Regions from separate parts of the Mus musculus genome. Here region 2 is linked to region 1. A link is a loop called in an ENCODE intact Hi-C map of the cell type or tissue named here. Cell type or tissue: gastrocnemius. All regions are shown on one strand.

Region 1 (8,000 bases):
TGATTAAACTGCTCATTTAAAAAATGGACAATTACATATATATTTTTCGTAAAAAACCATCACTATCTTCAAAAGATTTGGTAGGCTGAACCCATAACCATTTCTACTGGCAGCAGGAAACACCGCAGCACCAATCAACTGCCAAGATTACAAAAAAATTGCATGAAATAATTTTTTCCATAAATGTTCATAAAGACTTTAGAAAGCCAGGCAGGCAGTGTTCCCCCGACTCAAATACCCTTTCAGAAGGAAAAAGGGAACGGCAAGCCTAACTACACAGGGAAAGAATGAACACGCATCCCAGGTCGGACTTACTCACTTGTTCACCAGCATCGAGAGGAAAATATTTTTCTTTTTCTTTCCTTTCTTAAAACAGTCTCCATGACTTAGTAATGCAAGTTAGGGGGGGGGGGGGAAGCACAACCATATCGAACATGAGAAATGTTTACCCAGAGACTCATATATTTAAAATCTCCTTTGTATGTAACTTTTCACAATTTTAGCTATGCTATAGTAAAAAAAAATTGCTTAAACTTAGACCACAGTTCTTAAACACATTTCAGCCTTGCTTATAATAGTTGCACATTTTAGGATGTAATACGATTAAAAGTTTGAAAGTGAAGTTTAAAATCTTAGAAGTTCTGCGGAGTTGGAAAGCATTCCTTCGGTCTGCTCTTACCTCCTGCTCCCGGAAGGGCTGGTTATTAACATCTAAGACTCGGATCGTCCTTTTAATGGGCAGGAGACCTCCGATCTCATCATGCGCCACCATGCTTTACAAGTGTCCTTTCAAATCTTTCGGGTTAGTCCACATGCGAGTCAGCCCTGCAGGGCAACGCCGCCAAGGCGCCGGGCTTTTCTTCTGAGAGCTCAGCCTGGCCCGGCAGCCATGCGCCCATGCCTCCGCTCGCGGTGGAGCTCTGCTTCTGCAAAGGCAGCGAGCACGCACGCAGAGCTCAGGAGTCCGGGGCGGGGCCAGGACCCACGTGACTCCCGATAACTGCGGAGGGGCGCGCACCTAGGCTGCTCCGCGAGAGCCCGGAGCTGCCTGAGCTAAGCCGGTCCCTCGCAATAAAAAAGGCACTGGAACTTGCACAGAAAGAGCCGAAGCCCACAGGAGGCCGAGTGAACGCCAGAGGAACCTATCTCAGTTACTTCTCTAGCACTTAGTTACTGACAGAGAACCTCTAAAATTTAGAGATTTCTCTAAAATTAGTGCCTTGGAAAGGGCTGAGTATGTGTTAAAAAACTACGCAGCAAAGACTTGTGGGTTAAAAAATTATGTAGTAAAGAAGAGCCTAGTTACCCAGCAGCACCGGCTTAAGCACAACGGTAAAATTACCTGCCTCTTAAAACAAGGTTCCTATGGGGGCCAAAGGATTCATGGGGGAGAGGCCTATATGAAAATGTCACAGTACATCTGTTACTTTGTGCACAGAAAATCTAAAGTAGTTCCTGCTCCCCCCACCCCCTTTTTTTAAATTCAAGGACTGACAGGGAACCACAGAGGGCACCTTCAGTCCACTCTATTCCTATTGGACCACCTGGTCCTGGGAAAAGCTAGACGGGCCTAGTTCAAATTTCCAGGATCAGTATACCGATCTTGGTGTGAGACATTTATGCCATAAAAACACACAGCAGGATCCTCCCCTAAACTTATCTTGATATGGTCTTCATAGGTCCAACAGTCCAGCTTACAAAGCCTGGCATTTTAAAGGGAAGAACAGCCCCACCCCAGGGAGAGCCACCCAGGAGAGGCCAGCTGCCAACTTGTCCAAAACTTTCCTATATGGAAGGGCACTATTTCTCAAGTTAGGACCTGAGATATAGCGGACTTCCTCCCGGATTTGTTTTGCACAGTAGGTAGGCCCATCTTAATTAACAGTGTGCAGATATTATATGCTGGGAAACTGGAAAGCTACAGTGAAGTATTTACAAGTGTAAAATAAGCCCTGTATGAAAAGGCACAACTCTAGATTCTTGGGTGATAAAGTGTAGGCTTTGTAGCCGAGACCCTAGTGTGTAACGGCGGAAGCAGGCTGTATGGAGAGGCAGGGGTAAAAGCTTTTGCAAGTCCAAGTAAGCCGTGTAGTTAGCAAGTGCCATTCAGGGCTACCCTCCTGCCTGACACGTGGGTGGGAAAGCTCGCAGGGAAACTTCTAAAGGTTGGGCTTCCAGGTTGGGCTTCCGTGAACCTCCAATGCCTCGCTGCTTCACCCAGGACTGAGTAAGAGCACAAGGATGAGGAGACAGACTCCTTCCTACAAGGCCACAGGCTGATGACCTTGCAGGCACCTGGGGCTAGAGGTGTTGAAGGTGATTAAAGGTGACTGGGAAACCAGGCAAATCTCAGAAGGCATAAGGTACCAAGAGCTTGAGGACAAATGCAATGTGTCAACGATTTTAAACATATGAGCAACTGTTTCACAAGTTGAACAATGATTTTGCAAGAAAATACTAAATTTCTTTTGATCCACTGCATCTGAAGGAACAAGAACACACAACTGAAGCCACTCAGTCAGATCTGGAGTCATTTGGGAGGGGTGTGGAGAAGATATCTGCATGGATTTTCTTTGGAAAAATCTGAACTAAAACACAGTCCAAGGGGTAAATACTGGAGGAATGACCACCGGGGAAAAATAATTCTGTAAACGAAAGAGAGAGAAAGCAAGAAGGAGGGGAAGAGGGAAGGGAAAGAGCTACAGATCTTTACTGAGCATCTCAGATCTGTCAGCAGGGACAGAGGTAAATCCTGGCAAGGGGGCGGGAGAATCAGTGGCAAACAGTGAGGTGAGACTAAAGCATGATTTACCAATGTACAGCCTAGCACCACCTTGTCCAGGAAGGGCCATGGCTATGTCTGTATCTACACATTCAGGCCACCACCAGGGTCTCGCAGGGCTCTGCATCTTGCTGTTTGAGTGGTGGAGCCTGCTTTAGAGTTGATGACTATTTGTAAAAGCAGCTGGTACACGGCTTCACTTGGAGGCACGTGAATATCATGGACTTTCAGGTAAGATCAAAGGTCCTTCGAGATAATACAAATAAATAGTGTAGGCCAGCAGGACCCGCTGAGACACTTGGTCCAGTTAGCTTCCTCAGTTAAAAACCAACGCAAGTGAGGCCAACAGCATGGCCACACAGTCCCAGCAGGGAAGAGAAGGAAGTGCAGTGGGGTTAGGAAAGAGGCTGCCAGGGATTCTCATGGGTCTCTTACCCAACGTCTTCTCAAAACTGTTTTTCCACTTAGCTCTGTGTGAAGTATGGCCAAGATAAGGAGGGGAAAGGATAGTTTTCATTTCCGTCTTTCAGCTGGGACCCTAGAGGGAAAGACTGATGTCTCAAGCAGAAAGTCTATGTGAAACAAACTGGATCTAGCATAGTGGACCAGTTAAAACCAAAACAGTTTACAGCAAACAAACGAAAACAACAAACCTTTGGCCAGTAAACTCTTAGTTTCATTTTAATGTGTAGGTTTGTGGTCTAATCTTGAACAAGACAACTAGATAACGTCCCAAAGTCACAACATGGACATGTCCACGTTCAGCTGGCACAGACTAGTGACCCATGCTCTTCAGTTTACTCAAGAGGAAACTTAAAGGGAGGGGTGAAGAACAGGAAGGGAACTCTGTGTTACAGCTCCATGCATGTGACTTTATTTAATAATGCTACAAAGCATCACTGCTGTCACCTTGAAGACGGAGAAAGATGGGAATTTAAGAAACTTATCCAAAGGTGCTGGTGACTCCGTGCCTGGAAAGAGTTGAACGTGTTCAACTTTGTTGTGGTATATCTTCCAGACAAGAGACCAGGCATAAACCCCTCAGCATATGTTCTGGTAACCTACACAGTGCGTAGAAAGCACTAGAACGAGGTTCAGAAGAGCGAGATTTCAAATCTAAACCTCCTGAGTCCTGTGCCGATGTTCATTTAATAATGGCTAATGTCTTAAAGAGGAGACCACAGGCAAAGGCTGGGACTTCAGGTGACTTACAATAACAGGATAGGCACAGAGATAAATTAGTTGGTTAACGTTAGGAGAGGCCTTATTTCAACCAGTGGTCATGCCCAGTGAGGCTCTCAACAGCAAGGTTTTCCCAGTTCTTGACTGATGGTACCATGGAGGTAATCAGCCGGTTGAATTTCCATTGTGTGGGGAATAAGATGTGAAAAATTAAAATTTATCCTTCACTTATCTAAAAATAGCACAGCTTGGTAAACAGAATCAAGTTTCTGATAAAGTTACTGGTTTGCAAGGCCCAGCTTTAGTTAGAGAACCTTGTTCTGCCTGGATGGAAAGGTCACACTGCGTCCTCTGTCTACCAAAAGGGGACTGTTAGGCTATCCTTATGCCTACGGTGAAAACTCAACCTACATTTAGTATGAAGTAAACTCAACCTTGAAAGTAAAAAACACTTTTTGCTGTAGGTACTGCTTCCTTTTATCAGGTAAGTTGGCAAGCAGGCTCAGGACTGCCGAAGACCAACTAAGTTCTCTGCTGCCCTCTACAGGAAATACTGTGAAATGCAGGGGCAGCCTGCTTTTCTCAACATGGTAATCACGTTTGTTTAGGTTACTATATCGATGATTACATAAACAAGTTTTTCATTTGAAGAAAAACATAGATTATTTATACCTCTGACCCTCATGTAAACATTTATTTAAATGTTGTATAGTGCATAAAACACATTCCACAGATCATAAATACTTCAGGACCTTTTCTAAATGCAAGGAACTGTTCTATTTTTAAAACTCTAGACTTAAAAATCACAAATATGTAACATGTATTATTTTTCTACTAAAATAGATAAGTTATAAATAACATTCAAAAGTGTTACTAAAAAAGGAAGCACCAATAAAGAAATGGGAACTTTTGAGAAATCTACTACTAACAAAAAAGTACAGAAACATTATGAAAGAAATGAGTAATGAAGTTATTTGTGGATTTGTTTTTTAAAAAGTCACTGATTTAAAAAGTGTGTGTATTCAAGCTTTAGTAAGTACTTTGGTGTAGAAAAGAGCTTAGCTGAGGTCAATTAAGTGCTATTGAACAAGAGTACAAAAGATGATGTTTGCATCTTGTTCTTTGTAAAGATAACACAAATACCAAGTAAAATGAGTACTGCTGTTTGTGGTGACTTTGTCTCAAATACACAGGATAATAATAATTTCCAGTAGAGTGTATTAGTTCCTATCTTGAGATTTATTATTATTATTATTATTATTATTATTATTATTATGTGTGTGATATGTATGTGTGCAGATATGAATCAGAGGACGGCTTTAGGGCCTGGTTCTCTCCTTCCACTGCGAGTTCTAGGGATCAGACTCTGGGTGTTTGGCTTGTGTGACCAATGCCTTGACCTCCTGTGTCATCTTGCCAGGCCACATCTCTTCTGATACACTAGGATGCTGGTTCCTCCCATTTTCTCTGAACCTAAACTGGTCCAGGTTGCTGCATCTTCAGCACTCTTCCCTCTCCTTACTCTGAGTTCAGCCCCTGCTCCTGCACTGTATCGTGCCTCACCTGCACTGCACAATGCCTCACCTGCACTGCACTGTCCTTCACCTGCACTGCACAATGCCTCACCTGCACTGCACTGTCCTTCACCTGCACAGCATCGTGCCTCACATGCACTGTGTCATGCCTCACATACACTGCACTGTCCTTCACCTGCACTGCACAATGCCTCACATGCACTGCACTGTCCTTCACCTGTACAGCATCGTGCCTCACCTGCACTGTCCTTCACCTGCACAGCATCGTGCCTCACCTGCACTGTATCGTGCCTCACCTGCACTGTATCGTGCCTCACCTGCACTGCACTGTCCTTCACCTGCACTGCACAATGCCTCACCTGCACTGCACAATGCCTCACATGCACTGCACTGTCCTTCACCTGCACTGCACAATGCCTCACCTGCACTGCACAATGCCTCACCTGCACTGCACTGTCCTTCACCTGCACTGCACAATGCCTCACCTGCACTGCACAGTGCCTCACATGCTCTGCACTGTCCTTCACCTGTACAGCATCCTGCCTCACCTGCACTGCACAGTGCCTCACATGCTCTGCACTGTCCTTCACCTGTACAGCATCGTGCCTCACCTGCACTGCATTGCTTGCCTTCCACCGTGCTCGTTAACTGTTGCTGCGTGTGGGACAGGTGACACAGAGGGCATCTCTGACTAAAAGCCCACAGGAGCTGGCAGGTAATAAGCTCCCCTCTTTAGAGTCTCTTGAGGAAACAACTCCACGGTGCATTTTACATGGCTCTTCTGTATGTCCCAGCAAGAACAGCTCTGCCAGGGGTGGAAGTTGGCTTAATTACACACATCACATGTTCAACTCCCATTTCACTGTCCATCTAGTACCTGAGAACACATCTCAAGATAGGCCATCTGTCAGTGAGAGCTCATTCCATGGTGGGATCCCAGGCATCGTCATCTACACTGTGACTGGCCTTACAGACAGGACGCACAGGGTTTCTGCAATCGAATCACTCAGTGTCACAACAGTGGAGAGCATGGTTAGGCTGGATTGAGATAATGCAGGGCAAGGCAGCAGCTTTATAAAAAGTGCCGACAAGTGACTAATAGGGGAAAACTGTAGTTTTAATGAACTGATTTACATTTTAAATTTTAATTAATAAAATTGATTTTTACCATTAATCTTTAAAAGCTCTGAAAAAATATTCAGCAGATTCTTCTTAATGTTTTCTGAATCGTGGTGGCAACAGCCAACTTCAGCGTCCTTGCTGTCTGAGTCATTACATTTACGCTAAGATCTGAAGCAGTACCGCATGCTAGGAAGAGACACTGACAACAGCCATTAGGCAAGGAGCAGACTGGGGCACGGTGGCCTCCTGCATGCACACTCAACTCATGAGAGCTTCTTGTAGGGCAGTGGCGAAGGACAGTGGCTCGTGGTACACGGGAGTGGAGCTTCTTACTCTGTCCACTGGACAGACGCTCACCCTCACTGGATAAGATCCTTTGGCATCTGGTCTATGACTATTTATCTGCTCTGTGTTCTTGGAACCTTCATTGGATGACCACAAGAAGCAGTTAGTTTATGAGGGGAGGATAGCAGTCCATATTCTCTTTCATGTTCTGAGATTAACTGTCTTGTTGCTTGCCACAGACTTTGCAATGACCCCGATAGTCCATAAAACATTATGTTAGTCTTAGGAAACAGGAAGTGTTCTGGATGCCTTAGGAAATAAAAAACATGGCATGAAAATTCAGAGGTTACCACACTGGGGAAGTTTTAATAGAGCTAGTGGCTGGAGGCTTTCTGGACTCTCCTTTGAAGGACAGGCAGCCCTAAATTTCATCCACCAATCCTAGAACACAGCAGTAGGCAGGGCCCAACAGTTTTTGGGGGAGCATTCTGCTGCATCTGGGAACTCTTTGATCCGATAAGGAGACAGCCTGAAAGGGTGACTATCAAGATACTTTCAGAGTCTTGAGGTTTGGGTGGGACTGTGAGCAAGAGAAATCTCTGTGGCAGGCCATGATTTAAGCTACCTGCTTTATACAACTGATCCAGTCTGATGAGTTAATAACAGATAAGAATGCTGTGTGATACCTCTGGCAATGTCAGGAACAGTTTCAGAATGCAGAGCCCTAGGATGTTAGAGCAAGGTTAATGCCTCCCACGATACAAAACTGCTGGTTAAAACAGCTTCGGTGTGCTGGCGAACCAAATAAGGACTTAGCACCCTATTACAAATAGCATGTCATGACATCAGAGCTGCCCATATGAGCAGTGTCAGGCAGAGTGAAATTAAAGATTGGGCAAGTGTCAGAGCAACCTATGATATGACGGAAATGGCCAATTGGAATCATGCTTGAGCGACAGTACAGGACACCAGTAAATTATATTAATTCATGAACCAGACCACCACGTTACCTGGTGTACTGATACTTTAACTATAATTGGTGGTAGGGCAGCCATTCTCGACAACAAATTGACAGAATATAAATGAGCTTCACA
Region 2 (8,000 bases), 230 kb before region 1:
CTGATCACAAGGAATCTCTGGTCTTAAACCAGAAGTTTTTTTTTTTTTTTTTTTTTTTTCCAGAAAAAATCTGGAGGTGGTAGGCCGTGCTGCCTATAGTTTATTGCAGAAGCTGGTGTTTCTTCTTCTTCTTCTTCTTCTTCTTCTTCTTCTTCTTCTTCGTCTTCGTCTTCGTCTTCGTCTTCGTCTTCGTCTTCGTCTCCGTCTCCGTCTCCGTCTCCGTCTCCGTCTCCGTCTCCTCTTCCTTCTGCTGCTGTCAAGGCTCAGATAGTTAATATTTTTAGCTCTGTAGTCCACATCATCTCTCTCTCTGTAGCTACTCTGTTGTTTGTGACCAATGTCAGCCTTAGGTCAGTAAGCATGAGGCTGTGCTTCAATAAAATCTTATTTACAGAAAGAAGTGGTGAATCCAGATTTGGTTCATGTACTGTAGTTGGACGACCCTTGTAAAAGCTCAACTATATCAAGTAAAGCATTTTTATTATTCTCTTAACCATTCATAGCTTCTTAATGGCTGCCATGGCACCAGTCAACGTTACCCATGTTCTACCAGGAAGAGAAAGGAAGAGCTGGAGTCCTCATCTACAGCGTTGGTTTGTTGTTATTTGTTTCTTGGTTCATTGACATTCATAAAATGTAAGTTTCTCTTAGTAAGAAAGACTAGAAAGTAAGCAGATCATAGCCCAGCAGCTGCTAACACAGCTCTCCCGCCCCTCCATTAAATCTCCCAGTTCTTCCAATAGTGCTGTGTGAAGCACAATGCAGGAAATTAGTCCATAACACCTTCTTAGTTACCTGATTCTGGTCTCTCTCACCAAACTTCATTTTTGAGTTCTTAGAGAAGAAGTCAACCTCCCAGTCTAATTTTCAAAAAGATGACTTAAAATTTCCAACCCTTGTTTAAAGAATACAAACCACACCAAACACGTCAACAATCCCTTTCATGTGACATGGAGTGCCAGGTGGAGAGCAGAAGGAAGGAGGAAGCTGGCGAGGCAGGAAGAGGATATTAAGTGTTGCTCATGGGACAGTAATAGTTAGCGGCTTTAGGAGGGTGGAGTGTTGAGCTCAAAGCCACTCCGGGCTGTGATTGATGGTGTGTGATGGGTACCAGGAGGTACCTGCCCTGCTCAAAGGTTCGCAGAAGTAGTTTCCATGATGCCTCTTGATCACTGATTTCAATGCTCTGCAAAAGCATTTTAATCAAAGGCAGGACTTTTACTCTAAACCCAGGTATTGCTGCTTCATTTTCCACAGCCTTGCCAGATTCTCTCTATATCTCTCTCTGTCTCTCTTTGTCTTTCTCTGTCTATCTGTCTCTCTCTGTCTGTCTCTGTCTGTCTGTCTGTCTGTCTCTCTCTCTCTCTCTCTCTCTCTCTCTCTCTCTCTGTGAAATGCTGGGGACTGAACCCAGGATGGCCTTGCCTTGTGCATGCTAAGCAAGCACTCAACCACTGAGCTACATTCCCAGGTGTTGTAGAAATCCCCCCCCCCCACTCTGCCACACAGCTTCCCTATCTTGGCTCTTTCTTATCACTCCTTTCCAATCTCCCAGAATGCTTCTTTTAGTGAAAAGAGGACAGGGTGAGAAAAAATATGCCTAAGTCATCACTGAATCAAGTAGAGCTGACAGAGAAGGAGGACAGGACATGCTCCTTAAACTTTCCTCTGTGACCGAGAAGCTGCCTTAGATGATGTATTCTCAGTCTGTGTTCAGAATGTCAATGTTCAGTCTGTGACACTTTGATATGGATGAAAATGGACTCATGCACACCCTCCCCAGGAGTTCTGCAAGGAGTAGGTTTAAGTGTAGGTCTATGGTTTTAGGGGCTGGTTTAAGTAGGTCTCTGGTTTTAGGGGCTGAATTGTAATTTCTGATACAATCTGAACACTTCTTCAATATCCATGTGAACACAGTGTAAGGGGAAATCTTGATTGTCAACTTGTATGGATTTGGAGTGACCTAGGAGAAACACCCTCGCTGAATGTGGGCGTCATCAGCCTGTGGACTGATTAAACATAGAAAGTAAGCATCAGCCTTCATCCTTCATCTCTACTCGCGTCTTGACCTTAAGTTGCTGTGCCATGCCTTCTCTGCTACGACGGATTGAATCCACTCACACTGTGAGCCAAAATAAATTCTCTCATGCTGTTTCTTGTTAGCTACATGGTTGCAGCAACACAAAAGTTATATACATGCATCCATGTGTGTGTGTGTGTGTGTGTATTTTTATAAGAACAATAGGGCAGGGCAGTGGTGGCACATGCCTTTAATCCCAGCACTTGAGAGGCAGGGGCAGGCGGATTTCTGACTTCGAGGCCAGCCTGGTCTACATACAGAGTGAGTTCCAGGACAGCCAGGGCTACACAGAGAAACCCTGTCTCAAACAAACAAACAAACAAACAAACCCTCCCCCCAAAGAACAAAAACAAAAACAAAAACAAAAAAAGAACAATAGGTGCCCAGGCATACACTGCCTGGTCTATAGTTCACTCTGAAAAGACTTTAGTGGGCATAGACGCTTCTTAGCTACAAGGAAATCCTTTCTTTTTCTGGGCTCAGCTGATTGACAATTCTGGCGCATCTCCTTAGACGATCCCTGAAGAATCAGTTCCCTTCTGGGTCTCCATGGGCATGGCTTGTAAATATATCCAAAGCACCTGGCTTTTGGATTCATGACAGTCACACTCATACTTGACTCTAATAATTTTCTTTCTTTCTTTTAAAAAAAAAGATTTATTTATTATTATATCTAAGTATACTGTAGCTGTCTTCACATGCATCAGAAGATGGCATCAGATCTCATTATGGATGGTTGTGAGTCACCATGTGGTTGCTGGGATTTGAACTCAGGACCTTCAGAAGAGCAGTCGGTGCTCTTAACCACTGAGTCATCTCTCCAGCTCTCTCTAATAATTTTCTTTTTTTTTAATATTTATTTATTTTATGTATATGAGTACACACTGTAGTTGTACAGATGGTTGTGAGCCTTCATGTGATTGTTGGGAATTGAATTTAGGACCTCTGCTTGCTCTGGCCAACCCCACTTTCTCCGACCCAAAGATTTATTTATTATTATAAGTTCACCATAGCTGTCTTCAAACACACCAGAAGAGGACATCAGATCTCATTATGGGTGGCTGTGAGCCACATGTGGTTGCTGGGATTTGAACTCAGTACCTTTGGAAAATAAGTCAGTGCTCTTACCCACTGAGCCATCTCAGCAGCCCTCTCTAATAATTTTCTAATGAGCCTTTTGAGGTATTCACACATGAAGTGCTTTGTGGTTGGGAGCCAGGTTCTGTGTACCACCGTCCCCAAATCCTTTCCCCAGCCCATGGCCTGGCTCCCCAAAGGTGTTTGCTGAGAGGAGGAGGGTAGCAGGAAGTGGTTCTTGTGGTCCCTGCCTATACCTGCCATGTGGGAGGCAGCTTACTTATCCTTACGAGACTTCTTTCTGAATCCTACACATGCTCCCCATATAACACAGGCCCCAGCATCTCAGCAGCCTTTTTCTGCCATTCTCCAGATAGACCCAGCTTTGATATTGGATGGTTGGTGGGGTGCTGTGGAGATGCCAAGGTGTCCAAAGGTTCCTACACAGAGAGGGTTCCCAACCACACCATTTCTGGGGTCGATTGGTAAAGGTTTCAGCAGTATTTGAAATCTGGAATCTAAATTTTAGCCACATTGTGGGGTTGAGGGATGAATAAGTAACTGTTCTGAGTTGGTTGAAACCCAGGGCAATGAGGATGTCTGGCAGAGGGCCATGGACTTTGTGAGCCCAGCCTGCCTGCAGAACAGGGTCATAGACCCTATAGTTCCCTGTCTCAGTCCAGAGTCAGCAAGGTTAGAAACAGAGTAACGTTTAGAACAGGACCTGGCCACCTGGGTCTCTTGTTTCTTCTCCAGACTCTCACTGCCATCTGCCAGTGCCAAGGACTTCCATGGCTGCCTTAGGGAAAGTTCAGTGCCAAGGCATACCGCTCCCTGGGCCCTCCTCCCTCGTGTCTGGCTGATGATGACCACATCCCTTTGCAGACCCAGCACAATCACCTGCAGTCACTGAGAATAGCAGTTACAAACCCTCGGGTTGGTTTTCTCTTTTTCCTTTATTTCTTATTGTTTCTTGGGTGGACACTGAGCCGTGAACAGCCATGGAAGTCCTTGGCACTGGCAGATGGCAGTGAGGGTCTGGAGAAGAAACAAGAGACCCAGGTGGCCAGGTTCACTACGTAGTTATGTACCCAGAAAAGATCCCATGCTCCAGTGGACAGTCCCAAGCTAATGGTCACAAGATGGTTAAACACAACGGGTCACTAAGCAAACCCAAAAGTCATGAATCTAGGAAAGGGACAGATGGGGGAGCAGTTTGGCTGAGTCAAGGAATCACTCTAAAATATTGTCAGCCAACAGTTAAGCACAAATTTGTGATCCTGAGTTGTCAATATGCACACATTTTCTGTTTTCTTTCTGTCTGTCTGCCTTCCCTTATATATATACATATATACTTAGATATAATTTATACAATATATTATATATAATGTATAATATATAATGCATACCTATATATTAAATTTATAAAGTTATCTTATATGTTATAAATTATATTAATTATAATATTCATATGTTAATTATATATTAAATATACATTTAAATGTAGGAGTTCTCTGTCTTCGTCTACATCTACTTCTGCATCTACACCTACATGCCAGAAGAGGGCATCAGATCTCTTTATAGGTGTCGTAAGCTACCATGCGGTTGGGGGTGGGTGGGTTTGACCTCAGCACCTCTGAAAGAGTAGTCAGTGTTCTTAAGCACTGAGCCATCTCACCAGCCTGCACAAGAGTTTCTTAATGATTTTGGCCATGCTCTGAAGGACAGGCGGCCCAGACCTTAATTTGTAGCCAGTTTGCTGTTCAAACATTTGGCCACATGGAGGCACCAAAGCACCAGTCTGGTCAAAGTACCCTCCTGTCTGTCAACTCATGGGAACTGGTAGCTGGGGTTCTCGAAGTTGCTTGGGCCTGCTGGTGTTCTTCAGATGTCCCTCACTGCTGTCCAGTTAATAGTCCATGCAACCTCTATGGCTCTGGGACAACGGATACAGTTGCGTCCTAGTAGTTGGAGGTGGACAGAGATCTCATGTCATAACTGAGCTAATTGACTTTAGGAGAGTATTACCTCCACGGCCATTAGACTATTTACTTGAAATACTAAGGGTTCAGATAAGGGACACTTTCTGTTCTCGGGGTTCTGTTTTTGTCTTTTGTTTTTTTAAAATGAAATTTAAATTTCGAGACATTCCCCCAGCTTTGTAGAACTACAATTGACAACATCCTGTAAGGTTTAGGGGTACAATGTGATATTGTGGTATGTACCTGCTGTGCAATGATCACTACAGCTAAAGTAGATATTGTGTCTGGTGTGGTTGGGAACCCCTTAGGAAGACTCAGCCAACTTCAAGGTTACAACACATGGTTCTTAACTATAGTCACCAGGCTGTGCTTCAGTGCTCAGGGGGCTCGTTCATTCCGTGTAATGGGATTTTTTCACACTTTGGCTAATTCAGTGTGCATGTGTGTGTGTGCATGGGTGTTTATCAGTCAGTCAGTCTGTCTGTGCACGTGTATGTGTGTGCATGTGTGTGTGTCAATCTATCAGTCTGTTTCTCTGTGTGTGTGCATGTGTGTATGTGTATGTGTGCACGTACGGTGTGCTTGTGCGTGTGTCTGTCTGTGTGCATGTGAATGAGCCTAGAGTATTGATCCTCAATCATTGCCTATGTTTTTCATTTAATTTAATTTTAGTTTTATGTATATGTGTGTGCACATCCATATGTGCCAAAGCCTGAGGAGGTCAGAAGGGGCATCAGATCTCCTGGAACTGAACTTACAGAAGGTTGTGAGCTGCCGTGTGGGTTCTAGGCGAGCACAGTAAGTACTCTTAACATTTGAGCCATCTCTCCAGCTCTTCCATGTTAGCTTTTGATACAGTGCCTCTCCCTCATCCTGGAGCTCTTAACATCTGGGCTGCCTCTCCAGCTCTTAGCTTTTAATACAGTGTCTCTTCCCCATCCTGGATCTCCAACTGGGATAGGCTATTGGTTCACTGAACCCCAGGGATCCTCTGTCTCTGCCTTTCCAGTGCTGGAATTCAGTGTGTAATTATAGCCAGATTAGAAAAGGTTTATTTTTTATTACTTTTAGTTGTGTGTATGCATAACTAATATGAGTGTGTCTGTGTGTAGGCATACACATGTGATTAGAGACACAAGCAGTGGCCAGAAGCATTGGTTTCTCATGAGCTAGAATTATAGGTGGTTCTAAGTTGCCTGATATGTGTGCAGGGACTGCAACTCAGGTCCTCTGGAAGAGAGGGATGTTCTCTTAACTGCTGAGCCATCTTTCCAGCCTCCAATTCAGATTTTAGTCCTGCAGGAAATAGGCCAGGGCTGAGCTTCTGGTTCACAGAACCTCTGGGTTCTGATACCTGTTTGGCCTTTCCCTTGCCTGTGCGACTTTAGGGAAATCACTACCTTTGTCTATTGCTAGCCCTTTTCTGTTGGTGTGCCATCAACCTGTCTGAGAAAATATAGTCTGTTCCAAGCCTGTGAGCCGAGAAAGGCCTTCCATTGGAGTCTGTTTTGGGGGATGGTAGTCGGAGATGACATCAGTCAGAGATCTGAAGTTTCCAGAAGTTTTGCTCTAGGGGTCAAGTTGAAGTGGTTGGAAATAAGGGTGGGAGGGTGGCTGAGTTTTGGTAGGGAAAATATTCAGACCAGAACAGACCAGAATAGAGATCTGTCTGGACACAGATTCCACACATTCCTTGTAACAGCACAACAGGCCAACGATACAACAGAAACTCTAGGTGGCTCTGTTCGGGCACCTTCAACCCTTCCCTGGCAGATGAGCAACCTTTCATGTAAAGTGCCTTTTACATGGGCTGGAGTGATGTCTCAGTGTTTAAGAGCCCTGGCTGCTCTTGAAGAATACTTGGGGTCAATTTCCAGCACCCACACAGGGGCTAACAACCTTGTGAAACTCCAGTCCCAGAGTTTCTGACACCACCCTCTTCTGGCTTCCAGGGGCACTACATGCGCATGGTGCACAGACATGCATGCAGGTAAAATATCCCTATGCACAAAATAATAAAATAGAATTTAAAGTGCTTTTTAGGACTCTGTGGATTGTTTTGCGTTTAAGCATCTAGATCTCTCTCTGGGTCCCTGCCTCTGAGCAGTGGTTCAGAGAATCACGGGAACTTTTGACTGGAGACACACAGTCCTAGATCACACCTTCGTCTGGAGTGATTCTGTCAGTCAAGGATGAGGGGTCCAAGAATTTGTATTCTTTTAGCAGAGGTACCCAGAATACTATGGCAATGGGAGGAGGGACTGACTCCTTCTCACTTGTGGGTGTGTTCCCGGCCCTTTGCTCTCTTTTGACTCTGCCTTCTGATTTGAATTTATATCTTAGAATATTGTAATTCTGGAAAAGGGATGTAAAAATAGCAATTCTTTGCAAGCAGTGTTTTCTTGTCTTCTGTTTAGTCTAGGGTGGTGTGCTGGCTGTTCCAGGGCTGTGGTGGAATGCTGCTGGTGACATGTCCCCTAGCTCCGCACAGCCATCCCTGTGCACACAGCTCGGATGATCTTGCTGTCAGTCCTAAGTGTGGGGCTGGTAGGGTGCCTCCAAATGCAGGGTTGACCCAGGATACTCATTTCTTTGGTCCCCATGGGCTCCATAGACTGGAACTGAAATTTTGCTTTTGTATTATTCTAGAAAAGTGAGAAATGAAGGACTCCTGGTGTGTAAAATGTAGTCTGAGCTTAGCACAGTCCAGGATACAAAGTAAGTGCTTCAGATGGTCCCTCATGCATGATACACTCCTAGTCAACACTGACCGTAATGCTCTCTCTAGGTGGTCTTCTTCACTTTCCTGTTATTGCTCCTGAGATTGTATGGTACTCTCTGGCTGCTCATTCTCTTTATCC

What was found. Peaks named below come from ENCODE experiments on the same cell type or tissue, not always from the same donor. Only the 100,000 strongest peaks of a DNase experiment are listed, where the experiment ranks them.
Region 2: it touches region 1 in a loop (8-fold over the local background); 38 of 42 quality-filtered maps call a loop at or near these places.

What each region holds. Positions count from the first base shown.
Region 1 is chr13:3,892,614-3,900,613 of GRCm38, forward strand. The region is part of intron 3 of Net1 (neuroepithelial cell transforming gene 1); the gene reads right to left. Among named protein-coding and RNA genes, the nearest start is that of Net1, 22 kb to the right of the region's middle. In gastrocnemius, no CTCF peak of the experiment used is centred here; DNase peaks (open chromatin) are centred at 952 and 4,508; H3K4me3 peaks cover 1,976 bases; H3K27ac peaks cover 3,725 bases.
Region 2 is chr13:3,660,646-3,668,645 of GRCm38, forward strand. No RefSeq gene overlaps it. Among named protein-coding and RNA genes, the nearest start is that of Asb13, 31 kb to the left of the region's middle. In gastrocnemius, a CTCF peak has its summit at 4,902 (motif pointing right); DNase peaks (open chromatin) are centred at 3,812, 3,939, 4,217 and 4,927; H3K4me3 peaks cover 234 bases; H3K27ac peaks cover 232 bases.